Regions from separate parts of the Homo sapiens genome. Here region 1 is linked to region 2. The links are chromatin contacts, found by Hi-C or POLR2A ChIA-PET in ENCODE. All regions are on one chromosome and are shown on one strand. Each heading gives the region's core, a stretch centred on a gene start or an enhancer-like site at or near the end of the contact. The rest is flanking DNA. Distances are from core to core; before and after follow the strand shown.

Evidence for each region. A loop is a pair of places that touch in the nucleus more often than their neighbours do. ChIA-PET counts read pairs that join two places held with the same protein, here RNA polymerase II (POLR2A). Pooled maps may share reads with other maps.
Region 1: a map of CD14-positive monocyte shows a loop between it and region 2 (4-fold over the local background). The contact joins the promoter of LINC00899 here to the promoter of NUP50 in region 2. A Hi-C loop is called at or near these places in 4 of 168 maps with a recorded cell type or tissue (CD14-positive monocyte, CD4-positive, alpha-beta T cell, CD8-positive, alpha-beta T cell and 1 more), 4 of 37 single-sample maps with no recorded cell type and 13 of 50 pooled maps. POLR2A ChIA-PET finds 5 or more read pairs at or near these places in 2 of 52 experiments (activated T-cell and naive thymus-derived CD4-positive, alpha-beta T cell).

Annotation. Positions count from the first base shown.
Region 1 is chr22:46,043,377-46,050,431 of GRCh38, reverse strand. LINC00899 (long intergenic non-protein coding RNA 899) reads left to right here and starts at 5,564. Exons shown (of 4, transcript NR_027036.1): 1 at 5,564-5,823; 2 at 6,733-6,869. LOC124905135 (collagen alpha-1(III) chain-like) reads right to left here and starts at 5,788. Exons shown (of 2, transcript XM_047441696.1): 1 at 5,425-5,788. It overlaps PRR34 (PRR34 long non-coding RNA), which reads left to right. Exons shown (of 2, transcript NR_165243.1): 2 at 1-1,901.
Region 2 is chr22:45,162,603-45,168,866 of GRCh38, reverse strand. It overlaps NUP50 (nucleoporin 50), which reads right to left and starts at 4,942. Exons shown (of 8, transcript NM_007172.4): 1 at 4,571-4,942; 2 at 621-699. The coding sequence starts at 689. NUP50-DT (NUP50 divergent transcript) reads left to right here and starts at 5,086. Exons shown (of 3, transcript NR_038956.1): 1 at 5,086-5,290. RefSeq lists silencers at 4,171-4,350, 4,381-4,610, 5,381-5,430 and an enhancer at 4,491-5,013.

The sequences.
Region 1 (7,055 bases), core at 4,315-6,814, 880 kb before region 2:
ACATGGCTGCCACAGGAAACTAACAGGCCCTCCCCTCTGGCCCCAACATGCCCAGCTGCCTGTGAAGGGGAAGAAGGATGGCACAAGGCACGGCCCTCATCGATGTGTTCACACACCTTGCTCCCCTACTGAGCTGGCCCTGGGGCTGCAGACCTGATCCCTGCTCTCAGGAGCCTTCGCCAGCTGAGAGACGCCCGCAGAGCCTCCCCTCCACTGCGGAGGCTCGAACCTTCCCTCCTGCTGCTGCTGCCCCATCCTCTCCTCTTCCTCCTGCTGCTGTTTGTTGAGTGCTCCCTGTGAGTAGGCACCAGGCTAGTGTCCTCCTCCCAACCCCAGCCTCATAGGCTCAGCGGTCAGGCCACCCGAGCAGTCACATTGTAGACCCCTGAATCCTGCCCATGGTTTGGCAGGACAAAGGGCCTTTTCTGCTTCAGAGTCACAAATGTGTCCTCCTCACAATAAGGGTGGCATGGAGGTCCCTGGGCCAGTGCCTCAGCCTATTGAGCCTGGGGTCCTTGTCTGTACAGGGGGATGAAGGTAGCACCTCACAGATGGCGATAAACCCAGCCAGTGCAGGGCAGGCAGTCAGCGCTCCAAACTCGCTTCAAGTCTTTGCCTATGCTGCCAATCAAGTCAGCTGTGGGAAGAGTCAGGTTTTTCTCTTGAAAGTCAGGGCCGGGCACGGTGGCTCATGCCTGTAATCCCAGCACTTTGGGAGGCTGAGGTGGGTAGATCACAAGGTCAGGAGACCGAGACCATCCTGGCTAACACAGTGAAACCCTGTCTCTACTAAAAATACAAAAAATTAGCCGGGCATGGTGGCACGCACCTGTAGTCCCACCTACTTGGGAGGCTGAGGCAGGAGAATCACTTGAACCTGGGAGGCAGAGGTTTGCAGTGAACCGAGATCACGCCACTGCACTCCAGCCCTGGACGACAGTGAGACTCTATCTCAAAAAAAAAAAAAAAAAAAAAGTCAGATGCAATGCCAGGGCTGTGGTGTGGGACTGTCACTGCATGAGGCATGGGGGCTGAGGTACTTGGCCAAGGGGGTTTTTCAGAGACCACCCCAAGAGTCTTCTGGAGCCAAAATATCACCCCTAATGACTTAACTGGGAGCCCCACCACTAAAGCAGGGTTTCATCATGCTAGGAAGTAATCAGAAAAGTGCAGACAAATGTTCCTGGAAGTGTTGCCTACAATGGGGAAAACTGGAAATAACTGGGAAGAACCCAAGTGCCTGATAATAAGGGGTTAGTTAAGGACCTCTGTCCAGTGGAATATGCTAAATAGTCATGAAAGTTCATTTGCAAGACAGTATCTTCTGACTTAGGAAAATATTGTGATAAAATATTAATGAAACAAGCAGAAGATAAAATGATACACCTAATAAGATGCTAATTTTGCTTAAAATATGTTTTGACAGACTAGGTGTGGTGGCTCACACCTGTAACCCCAGCACTGTGGAAAGCTGAGGTGGGTGGGTCACCTGAGGTCAGGAGCTCGAGACCAGCCTGGCCAACATAGTGAAACCCCATCTCTACTAAAAATACAAGTTAGCTGGGGGTGGTGGTAGGCGCCTGTAGTCCCAGCCACTTGGGAGGCTGAGCCAGGAGAATCGCTTGGAGCCAGGTGAATCGCTTGAACCCAGGAAGCAGAGGTTGCAGTGAGCCGAGACTGCACCACTGCACTCCAGTCTGGGCGACACAACGAGACTCCATCTCAAAAAAAAAAAAAAAAAAGTTTTGACAGAAGCTGGGTGAGGCCTTCCCAGTGGCTATCTCTGAGTGTGCTTTCATAGGTGATTGACAAATGTTTTTCTTTTCTGAGGACTCAAAGTGTTCTAAAATGAGCATGGAACATCAATGATGGCATTAAAGAAAAAAAAAAAGAATGGCAAAGACGAGGAGTTGTACTCCTTCACTGAAGCTGCCTTTGGTCCCTCCCTGGGCCTCAGCATGCGGCACGAACACGTGTGAGGGGCAGGGCTGGCTTTGTGGGTTTGTGACCCATACCACCGCACAGGGCCCTGAGCTTAGGAAGGCCCTGCATTCGGAAGGGCCCCAAGCTCGTTTTAATTCACACCATCGTCACCACCTTGTAATTCTCAGGCATTTTCAAACCAGGGGGCCACATTTTCTTCTTACCCTGGGCCCTGCAAACTCTATAGCCGATCCTGGCGAGGAACCCTGGGCCTCCGGACACCTTGACTTTTCTCTCCAGTTTCCTGAATGCCGCAGCCAGCTTTCTGGGGTAGGTTTATTTCCCATGCAGTGACTCCTTATATTTTGTCCAGGGTTTCCAAAATCAGGGGCCCAAGGACATTAACCTCAAAAAATCAAAGCATATATTGGCTGTCCCCCGGGACAGTGGCTGCCTTGTTAGGAGGTGGGTGGGGTCACTGGCACAGCCCTGGCATTGCTAAATGGGCTGTTGGCAAAAAGAGGAAACAGGGCTCTGTTCTGTAAAAACATGCGTGAGCATTTGCAGTGCTTTTTCTGGAGACTGAAATCTTTCTGTACACCTCACCAAATTTTCAGAAGTTTCTTATGAGGTATGTGTTTTCTCCAGTAAAACCAGGTGCCTCTGACTCAGGGGCACTGCCTATGGACCTGTCCTACATCTCTTTCTACCAGTTAAGGCTCAAGGATGCCTGGGTGACTCTGTCCTACGGCTTCTGCAGCCACACTGCCAGATAGGTGGTGAGCTGCCTGTCTCTGGAGGCATTCAACAAAGGCTGCACAGGAAACACCTTCTCTGGCATTAGCCTAGAGAAGCTCACCTGAGGGTGTCACTGCACAGGGTATCTGGCAGCTTCTAAGGCAGGACCTTGTCGTCTTTTCTCTCTGTGCCCAGTACTCCATACAGGAGTATAGGTGTGGGGGAGGTGTTCAGTGACTGTTTCCTTTAGGGTACGGAAACAAGTGCCAGAAGGTGGTGAGGTAAGCGATGCAAAGTTGACATGAGATGTAGGAGAGAAATTCCTGAGCTGCCCAGAAGCAGGTGATGTGCGAGAGAAGCCAGCAGCCACGGGCCCCTGGAGCAGCAGCCGCTGATACTGAGTGCCTGCCGTGTGCTAGCGGAGTGATCGATGTTCACAGCGATTGTCACCGTTCTCCCAACAACGCAACTGATACAGAACTCTTTTTGTTTGTTTTGTTTGTTTGTTTGTTTGTTTGTTTTTTTGAGACAGAGTCTCGCTCTGTCACCCAGGCTGGAGTGCAGTGGCGCAATCTCGGCTTACTGCAACCTCCGCCTCCCGGGTTCAAGCAATTCTCCTGCCTCAGCCTCCTGAGTAGCTGGGACTACAGCTGTGTGCCACCACACCTAGCTAATTTTTGTATTTTTAGTAGAGACAGGGTTTCATCGTGTTGGCCAGGCTGGTCTGGAACTCCTGACCTCATGATCTGTCTGCCTCGGCCTCGCAAAGTGCTGGGATTACAGGTGTGAGCTACCACACCTGTCTGGCAGAACTCTTATTAAGCCCCTTTTATGAGTGAGGAAACTGAGGCCCAGAGAGGTGAGGTTACCCAGCTAGAATGAGGTAGCGCTGGCAGGTGGAGGCAGGCCTGCCTCAATGCAGAACTTCCCTATAAGCCCAGGATTTTTGGTATGCTGCGACTCTACTGCCTGGGACATGAAGAAAGTTCAAGTTCAGGTTCACTTTCTGCATCCTATCTTTCCTTCATTATACCCTGGGCGGGTATAGAAGGTCCCCCAGAGGGTTTGGGGATGGGGCAGGTCAGGTTCCTCATTTTAGGGAGATTTTAACTTTAAGTGGGCTCGAGCAAGTGTTAATTACCTGGACAGTTCATGCCTGTGGAGGCCGACCCTCCCTGTGGTGCTGGGTCCATGAGATACAGACTCTCCTGCCTCCCTGCTCCCCAGATCCCCGGGGTCTCCTGCTCAAATCTTGGGCTGGGGCCAGGGTCACTAAGAAATCTGCTTTCTTTGAACACTAACCAGTTCAGGCGTACACAGGAGTTGCAGTCTCGGGGTGGGGGCATGGGTTGGGTTCAACCCCAGAGTGTTTCCTCTGTCCTGCAATGTGCTCAAATTTTGGACATTTCATGTACAAATCTGGATTTCTTCTGAAGTCAGAAGCTCTAACAGCCTCAGCCCTTATCCTCATGGCAGCAACAGGCTAGAGCCAACTGGGCACTCTGTCCCCTGCCGTCACTGCAAACACCCTCTGTGCTCCAACTGACGCCTGTAGGCTGCCCTGTGACAGCCCTGCCAGAGAGTCCAGGGACATGGTGGGGTGACCCACTCAGATTCTGGCTGGCCAGCCCTCTCGGCTTGGGTGCTCCCCTGAGGAGGACTTTGGGAGCGTAGGCACCCAGGGATGGAGGCAAGTTAGCAATGCTCTCTGGAAGGCTGGGGACCTGGCCACCACTGGGAGTAAGACCTGACAGATGGTCCCTGCTGTGGTTGGGGGCACCTGATCAAACTGGGAGGCTTGTGGAGGCCCAGGCCCAGGACAGGTCTGTGAGTTTCCAGGGCTTTGCCACCGCCGACTGGTGGGGTAGGTTTCTATCCCAGGAGTGCCCCCCAGGGATCAGACCAGTCACAGGGACAGAGGCCTTGTCTCAGGCGGAGAGAGTGGCATGCAGAGAAGCTAGCTGGAGGTATGGGCTGGGCCTGTTGCAGACAGGAATAGGGGAGGCAGCAGGGTCCCTCACCTGCTCCCCAAGGAACAGGCTCTACAGGGCCCCAGCTTCTCCTCCTCCCCAGGCCCTGTCCATGGCTGTCCTGTGACCCAGCACCTGCCAGGCTCACTTGGCACTGTGGTTGCCCCAAGCAGAGCCGACAGGACAGTTGGTGGCCAGGGAGTCTTGCTCAGGATGGTCACCCAGGACGGTCAAGGGAAGTCACTCAGGATGGTGCTGGGGGTGTGGGGGGATCAGGAGCAACTTCCACCTGAGCCCCAGGACCGGAGCATTGCAGCGGCGAGGGGCTTGCCTCCTTGTGCTGTCGGGGGTCCCTCATCCCACAGGCCCTCACCTCCTGTGCTGCCCCTGGGCAGCCTGGCCTCGGAGGGTCAACACCTGAGGGCCCGAGGGGCATCCATGCCCCCTCCTCCTTCCCTCCAGCCAAAGGTGGGGGGCAAAGCGCAGGGAAGAAAACACCAGGAGAAAACCAGAGAGCTCTCGGTTCTCTTTTAAGAGCCCTGATGGCCGCAGCGCAGAGCCCGAGGGGAGGGAAAATGTCGGGAAAGATTCTCTTCCGAACTTTGCGAGTCTTTGTTTGGGAGGCTGGGGGCTGACTTCGCCGGGGGCCGGGCCGCGGGCTCGGCCGTGCGCTCCGGTGCAGCGGCCGAGGAGCCCCGGCGCCCGCCACCCCGGGACACGCCCTCGCAGTCGAGCCCGGACCCCGACCCGGACCCCAGCGCCGCCGGGCGAGGGCGGGAGGGGGAGCGCTTACCAGATCGTCCCGAGCGCGCCGCGGTCCAGGCGGGCACAGCGCAGGGTCAAGTTCACGTCCGGCCCGCGGGCTGCCCGAGGTCCCCGGGCGCGGCTGGGGCAGCGGGAGGCGCGGGAGGCCGAGGTCCGGGTGGCCGCCGCGGCCGCCCCCGAAGCGCTGCTGTCACCCCGGCCGCGCCCCCCAACTTTCTGCACAGTCGCGGAGCTGGAAGTTTCCGGGCTTCGCGGACACGCTGGGCTGGGTTTCAGTCGCGGCTCCGAGGTTGGCAACAAAGAGGGAAAGAAGGAGGAAAAGCAGGCCGGGGAGGGGAGGAAGAGAACCGCGCGGAGGCCGCGGCGCCGAGAGCCCCAGAACTTCCAATTCTACCCAGAAGCTTTTTTCGTCGTGTTTTTCTCTTAGGTAAACAAGCAAGTTCCACGCCCCAGTCCTGCTGGGGCCTTCGCCAGCCACCGCTCTGGGCTCATCTCCCGGCGCCTCCTCGGGGCACCTGAGCGTTTTAAGCCCCACTGCCAAGTGTTTTGGACACAGGTTTTTTTGCGGGGTGGTGAGGTTGGGCACAAGATGCTTCCTAAAAGGTTGTTGGCACGCAGACCATGGCCCCAGTGACGGAGCGGTAGGCAGGGGCTTGAGGAACACGCTGTCTTTGTCTCGTCCCCAAAGCACCCGGCCGTGGGTCACCCGTGATCCCTGGAGTGGAGGGACTGTTGTGACCCCTGGTGCTCCAGGAGAAGGGGTTCCATGCTGGGTCCCGGGCCCAGGCCCACGGTGCCCTCAGCCTGCAGTTCTCCACCTTGCGGAATGATTTGCTGGCCCGGCCCAGCTCCCCGGCACCACCATTTTCTGCCCTCTTTTCCCTGCCTGGCTTCAAACCCTCCCAGGCAAGGGTCCCGAGGAGACACCTGGGCTGGGGGAGGCAACTGAGTGGCCCCAGGCCTGGGAATCTGCAAAAGTGGCCAAGCCACATCTCTCGAGACTGCAAGGGCCCTGGAGGCGCTGGGAGGCACAGATCTGGCTGCCAGCTGGGCCTGAGGCCTCCCTTTGTCCGTCCTTCCTGTTCTTCCTCACCAGGTGTGTTTACGGAGAAGACACTCCGGGCCAGGCCAGCTCCTCCAGAGCACTATTTCAGGCTGGGGAGAATGCGGATTTTTTTTTTGTTGTTGTTTTTTAAAGAAAAATGAACAAGGAGCCTGGTTGGGGATTGGGGTGGGAGGAATATTTGTCTTTTGTCCCACAAACGTGTGTGATGCTCCAAAGGGCTGGAGAACCTCTCTCTTAAGTGGATATTTTTCCCCTCAAACGACTTCTCAGACATGATCCTCTCTGAGGTTGGTCCTGGGCTTCCATACGTGATTCATGGAAGAGGTCTCAGCCCCAAGAGCCCCTGAGGGTACTGTCCACTCCCCCTGGAAACTTCCAGAACCTGACGTGGGGCTGAAGACATAGAGGTAATGGGGATGGGCTGGTGGGGCGCTGGCTGGGACAATGTGTGGAGCCCTTGTTTTCAGAGCTACAGATGCTTGTCAGCTGACAGTTCGTTTCCAGCATCCACAGTGGACCTCCTTTGGGGGAGCATTTACCTGCCAATGAACCCCAAGATCCTTTCTCAGAGGCGGCGGGATGAAGTTTTCCTT
Region 2 (6,264 bases), core at 3,693-6,192:
TGCCCAGTCCTACTGTTTATAAGGGAAAAATGATCAGATTTCCTCAGGGGAGACCATTTTTATTCTGCTGGAAAAGGAACTAGGCCAATCTCAATTCTATTCCTATAAATGCAATTGTTAGGGGTCTCAGGTCTACCATTAAGAAAAGGAAATAAAGCAGGCCTCCAAGAAGCATTAGGGAAACGGAGTACCACAGACCAAGATGGTGATGGTGTACCACTTTCACATCTGGGCAGTGTGCTAAGTTCATGACTACATCACTTAACTCAGCCTTCAGTCATGACTAAAATGGCTTACTGCAAACATGGGTTCAGAATGCTTCAAGTATACGAAACTCAGGAGGAAAAGTGCTTCTACTAAGGAGAATATTTAAGGAGCAGGCACTAGTGGAAAAGCACATCTAAATGTAATTAATACATTTCTACACTAACTAGAGGTCACAGAAATGTAATTAATAAATATCTACACTAAGTACAGGTCATATAATTTCTTGTCATCTCCCATTCATGATGTTCTTAGAAAGGTCTTTTAGTTCTGTCACAAGTCTTCATGAGGAACCCCAAAATGAATGTAAAAGGCAAAAGAAACAGGAAATCATTCTTAGGGAAGCTGCTTTTTACCTCTTCAGCTTCATCTTCTTGATCCCAATTCCTATCTGTCAGTTCCTTCTCGGCATTTCTTTTGGCCATGTTTTCGAACCTAAGTTATAGAAAACAGAAGAGTTTATTTTTCTAGAAGAATAAATTCTTATAAAGAATTTTAAAAATTCACTCTAGCATGAAGTGAGATAAAAACATCTCTGGTTTTTTTATCAGGGAAAAAAAGCATCTGGAAACTGCTTTAATGAGAACTTTACATTGGTGCTGTTAGGCTCCCAGTGTTACAAATCAATAAAGGCTTTTTCCAGGAGGCAGAAGAAGATTCCTAGGGAACACCAGCAGTCCTGAACAACACTAAACCGACTCCATTTGGAAAAATTAAAATGAAATATCAATTGATTTTTTAAAAATCTGGAATCTGAAGTACTGTATATATAATCAAAAAGTCCTTAACTTATTCTACGCATATACATACTGAAAGTCTTGTCATAAAGAAAATAATTTTAATATTTAAAATTCTCTTAAAGATGACCCATTAAAGAAGTGTATCTTTCAGTAAGAATACGAATAACGGGCTGGAAACGCCTCCACAACACGAATACTGTTCTTTAAGCTACAGCCGACAGAGATACATGGTTCCCAAGACTGAACATTTTGTTGCTTCAAATTGTATATTGCCAAGACAATTAGAAGTCCAAAATGATTAACATGGGTGTGTTAGTATTCTGGGAACTTATAACCTTTCAAAAACAAATCATTGGCTTAACTCTTCAATACGATGGCATTAGTGGAAGGGGCAGGAGTTGGGGAACGGCGTGAACTCTGCAGTGGATTCCGGCACCTAACCAAAGAGGGTGCTCCTGTCCATCCCTTAAAATTTACGATTTGTTTTCTGATCTTAATATCATAACAACAAAACAAAGAAAACCCACAACCCAGAGCTCCGCTATGAGTGTTGTGCTGCCTTCTTCACTAACTCTCCAGCTGGACAAAAAACCTTTCCATTTCCCCTGCTACCCACCTCGCCCAAAAACTTACTGATTAGTTTTGGGGACCTGCCAGGTCTTGTTAAACCTGCCTGAACTCCTTCGTGATACTCTCCCCACTCTTGTTTGCTCTCAACACCACAATACACCAGAGTAAGCTTCCTTATTCTGGTGTATTGTGTAATACAGAGTGTATTACAACCCCACAAAGTGGTCGCTAAGATATGAGGTGACATATCACTCTTTAGTATCTAAAAGTAAAATGCAAATGCTGGTATTCCAAAGGCCTCTACAATTTGATGGCCAGTGGAGTAATTACATACGGGCTGTCAGCTTTTAATACATTTTAGTGATTTTTAAATTTTGTAAGTTTATGCTATTTTTCTGATTACAAATGATATTAAAGTCCAAGATTCTAAAATATAAAGGATGAGAAATAAATACACTTTCCATTCGCTGGGAACCCTCTCTTTTTAATGTCCACCCAAAAACACTTGGTTAAGTTTTGCCATTAATCTTTGTCATACAAACAAAAACAAATACAGGAATAGACATAATTCTTTACTGTGCAGAAACCAGGTCTCTGTACGGATTCTTTTTGGCAATTTTCCTACTCATTAACTAATGTCTCCACCAGAGGGTTGGAGAAGTAAGAAGTCACCAACGGTCACGTTTGCTATTTAAGATTAACTGTGGGGCCAGCGAAGTGCCTCACGCCTGTAATCCCAGCACTTTGGGAGGCCAAGGTGGGCAGATCACTTGAGGTCAGGAGTTTGAGACCAGCCTGGCCAACATGGTGAAACCCCGTCTCTACTAAAAATAAAAAAATTAGCTGGGCGTGGTGGTGGCACCTGTAATCCCAGCTACTCCGGAGGCTGAGGCAGGAGAATCTCTTGAACCCAGGAGGTGGAGGTTGCAGTGAGCTGAGATCGCGCCAATGCACTCCAGCCTATGTGACAGAGCAAGACTCCATCTCAAAAAAAAAAAAAAAAAAAAAAGAAAAAGAAAAAAAAATTAGCTGTGGAGAAAAAAGGGATGGAGCTGAATACACAAAAACTGTAATAGTAAAATTGTAACTTCTAACTCATACCCACAATGAAGAGACAGGTGACGCAGTAAAATAGTCTAAATAAATGTAGGGGCTTCCACGTCCTAACATACTCACCAAATCAGTATATAACCAAAACGCAGGGATCTTTGTTTTGTTTACAGATATACTCCAAATGCCCCAACAGTGCCCAGCTCAAACAGCAGGTGTCCTGTCTGTCATTAGATCAGTGAGCTGGGGAAGTATTTCCCCAGTGAGCATAAAGTATTTCAAAAAATACTAAAAGATGCTGGCATCCCAGTTTTGCCATTTTCTAGCTGTGAGAACTTGGGCAAGTTATATTTAATTTTTGTGCCTCAGTTTCTTCATCTGTGGAACAGGAAGTATTAAGAAAGTTAAGATAAACAAAGACTGGCTTAGAACAGTGCCTGGAGCAGAGGAAGGGCTTAATAAATTATTAAAGAAACAAGTTTTATTAGAAGCAAAGGCTATAAACTATCATTTTCCCTCCAAAACGTAAAAGTTGTAGCATGGAAGAAGAATAACTTGGATTACAAACCAGATTTTTACAAATATTTTACCAAATCCCTATTTTATTTCAAAGCATGACACTTCAGACAATACATTTTACTTTTATGCTAGAAGTGGGGGGGAGAAAAAACCCTCTGTAAAATATTCAGAACAAGGCCTGGCACCTGGAGTCTTATGTCTAGCTACTGTTATGAAGAACTTAAGGGAGGCGGAAGGATCTCTTGAAGCCAGGAGTTGGAAACCAACTTGGTCTCTACGAAAATAAAGATGGACATAGATTAGATGAATAGAAATAAAAAATTAGCCGAGCGTAGTGGCGCACGCCTGTGGTCCCAGCTACTTGGAAAGCTGAGGCAGGAGAATCACTTGAGCCCAGGAGCTTCAGGCTACACAGTGAGCTACCACTACACTGAGGCCTGGTGACAAAGCAAGACCCAGTCTCAATCAAACAATCAATAAAAGGGAATTTAAAAAACGTTTGCGTTTGTGGGTAAAAAACCAAATTAGACATGATTTCTAGGTATGAAGCAACGTGGTGGGAGACTGAAAGTCTAGGTAAACTGGAAAAAAACATTATTTGTGCCTGATATAGTTATGTGGTCTCTGGCATCTGGTGTAGCTCTGCCCTTGGAAAGCTCAACTTGTCAACATCACCTTAAAACGAAAACACAGATTTGGCTACACTTAATAGTGAAGTGCCTTGTTGGAGGAAAACAACAAGGGGGCCAAGTAAGGAGACAGAAATACCTAATCTCCAAGCTGGTTCTTAATGGAACCGAGCAAATGGGTGATGAATAACCCGGGAACGCAGTAAGACAGGCCAGAGAGGTAATGCGCCCAAGAGAAGAGAGACGAGGGGCGGCCAGGGGGAGAGGAAGCTCGAGAGGAATCGCTAGGAAGGAAACGGAGAAGACCACGCCAGGACAGCCCTGCCAGCCCCCTACCTCCGGCGGGGCCGCAGGGGAGAGTCTCACTCGAGTCGGACGCCGCAGCCCGGTGGGGCCCGGGCCCCGCTTCAAAAACAGCCGGGGCTGCGTCGCCGCTGTCATCCCACCCCACCCTCCACCCGTCGCTCCCCCACCGCGCGCCCCGCCCGGCCCGTGCGCCCGACCCAGGCTCCCTCCCTAGAGTCCCGACCTCTAGCCCTGTACCCCACTTCCCAGGGTCCCGTCCTCCAGCCCCTTAAGCCCCTCCCCAGGGTCTGGTCCCCCGGCCCCGCACCCCTCCCCAGGGGCCCGTCCCCCGGCGCTGAACCCGCACCTCCCTCCCCAGGGTCCAGTCCCCAGCCCTGCACTCGCACTCCCCTCCCAGGCCCGAGCCCGCTCCCGCCCTCCCGGCCCTGGGCTCTCAGCACCAGGCTCCCGCCCTCAGCCTCTTCTCCTCCCGCGCCCGCCGCCGCTCCTCACCTCCTCGGCGGCCGCCGCTGCACTCGCTGGGTCTTGGTTGCGGCGAAACCCGGGGCGCAGCGGCGCAGGGGTCTGGAGCCCGCAGGGGTCGCCGGGCTGAGCGCGCTCGGCCGCTTCCGGTGCTGCGCTGCGGAACTCAGAGGACTTAGTGCTCGGCAAGCCCAGAGACTCAAACACCATATCCCTGGGGGGGCTCCTCACGCTGTGTTCGGCAGGGAGGCGAGAGCGCCGGTTCAGCCAGAGACAGCTGGGGGAACCGCGCCGAACACGCTCCGGGCGGCCATTTTGTAACTCGAATCTACCCCCAAAACCAATTCGAAAAAAAGGGAGGAAAGAAACGCCCGCGTTCAGCTACTGCGCAAGCGCGCCGGCGCTTCCGGCAGTAGCACCTCCTTCCGCCGGCCGGGCCCCTTACGCGGCGCATGCGCCCAGCTCCCTGGAAACCGGCGCGGGGCTGAGAATGCCGGTCTCGCGCAAGCGCGCACGCGCCGACCTTGATCTCGTAGCCGGCGCCAGCAGCCGCGCTTTGGGGCGTCGGCTCACGTGGGGCCGGCAACGCGTCTTCCAGGATGTTCGCGCGCTAGTCGCCGCTGAGGGGCCGGCGATGCGCGAGGAGTTCCGGCGAGGAAGGTCGGTCAGTGGACATGGCCGAGGCCCGCGGTGTCCGCGTGTGGGAGCTGCAGGGCTGAGGAGAGGCCGCCCGCAACCCTCGGGAATCGTGTGAGGTGCCACTGGGGTCGCTTCACATCAGGAGGCCCCGTCTCGGGGGACGCGCGCAGGTGACCCTGCTGGTCGTACCTGGCCGGGGTGGCCCGGAGGGGCTGGGTCTCGGCGCCAGGAGGGGCCGTGTGGGCCGCCTGTTAAAGGACCCCTCGTTCGCTGACATTTGATTTTGCATTGGGTGCCTTCTCTTCTGTTTTTTTCAGCCAGTGAGATCCGTCCTGGGCACTCAGCTGTAGAGCAGGGGAACGAGTCCTGCGCTTTTTGCGCTGAGGTCTCCTGGCCCGTAGGCCAGGCAGCCTCTGAGCTCCTTTCTCACCAGCAGCTTGCGATCCCTCATCCCTGGCCCTGTCACTCCCAGCTGTTTCCAGTGCCGCCCTTTTTTTTTTTTTTTTTTTGAGATGGAGAGTTTAACTTGTTCGCCCAGGCTGGAGTGAAGTGGCACGATCTTGGCCTACTGCAACCTCTGCCTCCCGGATTCAAGCGATTCTCCTGCCTCAGCCTCCCGAGTAGTTGGGATTACAGTCGTGCGCCACCACGCCCGGCTAATGTTTATATTTTTAGTAGAGACGGGTTTTCACCATATTGGTCAGGCTGGTCTCGAACTCGTGACCTCAGGTGATTCCCTCCCCCCGCCCCACCACCTCAGCCTCCCAAAGTGCTGGGATTACAGGCCTGAGCCACCGTTCCCGGCCTCGAGCGCCTTCTTATAAACTGGATGGTGGTTTTTGTTTTCACCTTCAAAGTCGAATCTCCCTAGTCCGTTTATTACCAGAAAGAGGTCTCCACTCAGACCCAGCGAGAGGCTTCTTGGATGTCGCGTAGGAAAGAATTCGGGGCGAGTCCACGGACTAAAGTGAAAGCAAGTGTATTAGAGAAGTGAGAAAGCAAAAGAATGGCAGAGCAGGGCATTCCTGAAAGCGGGAGGAGGAAGGCGCCCGCCTTAGGTACAGTGCTTGTTCAAATCTAAGGTA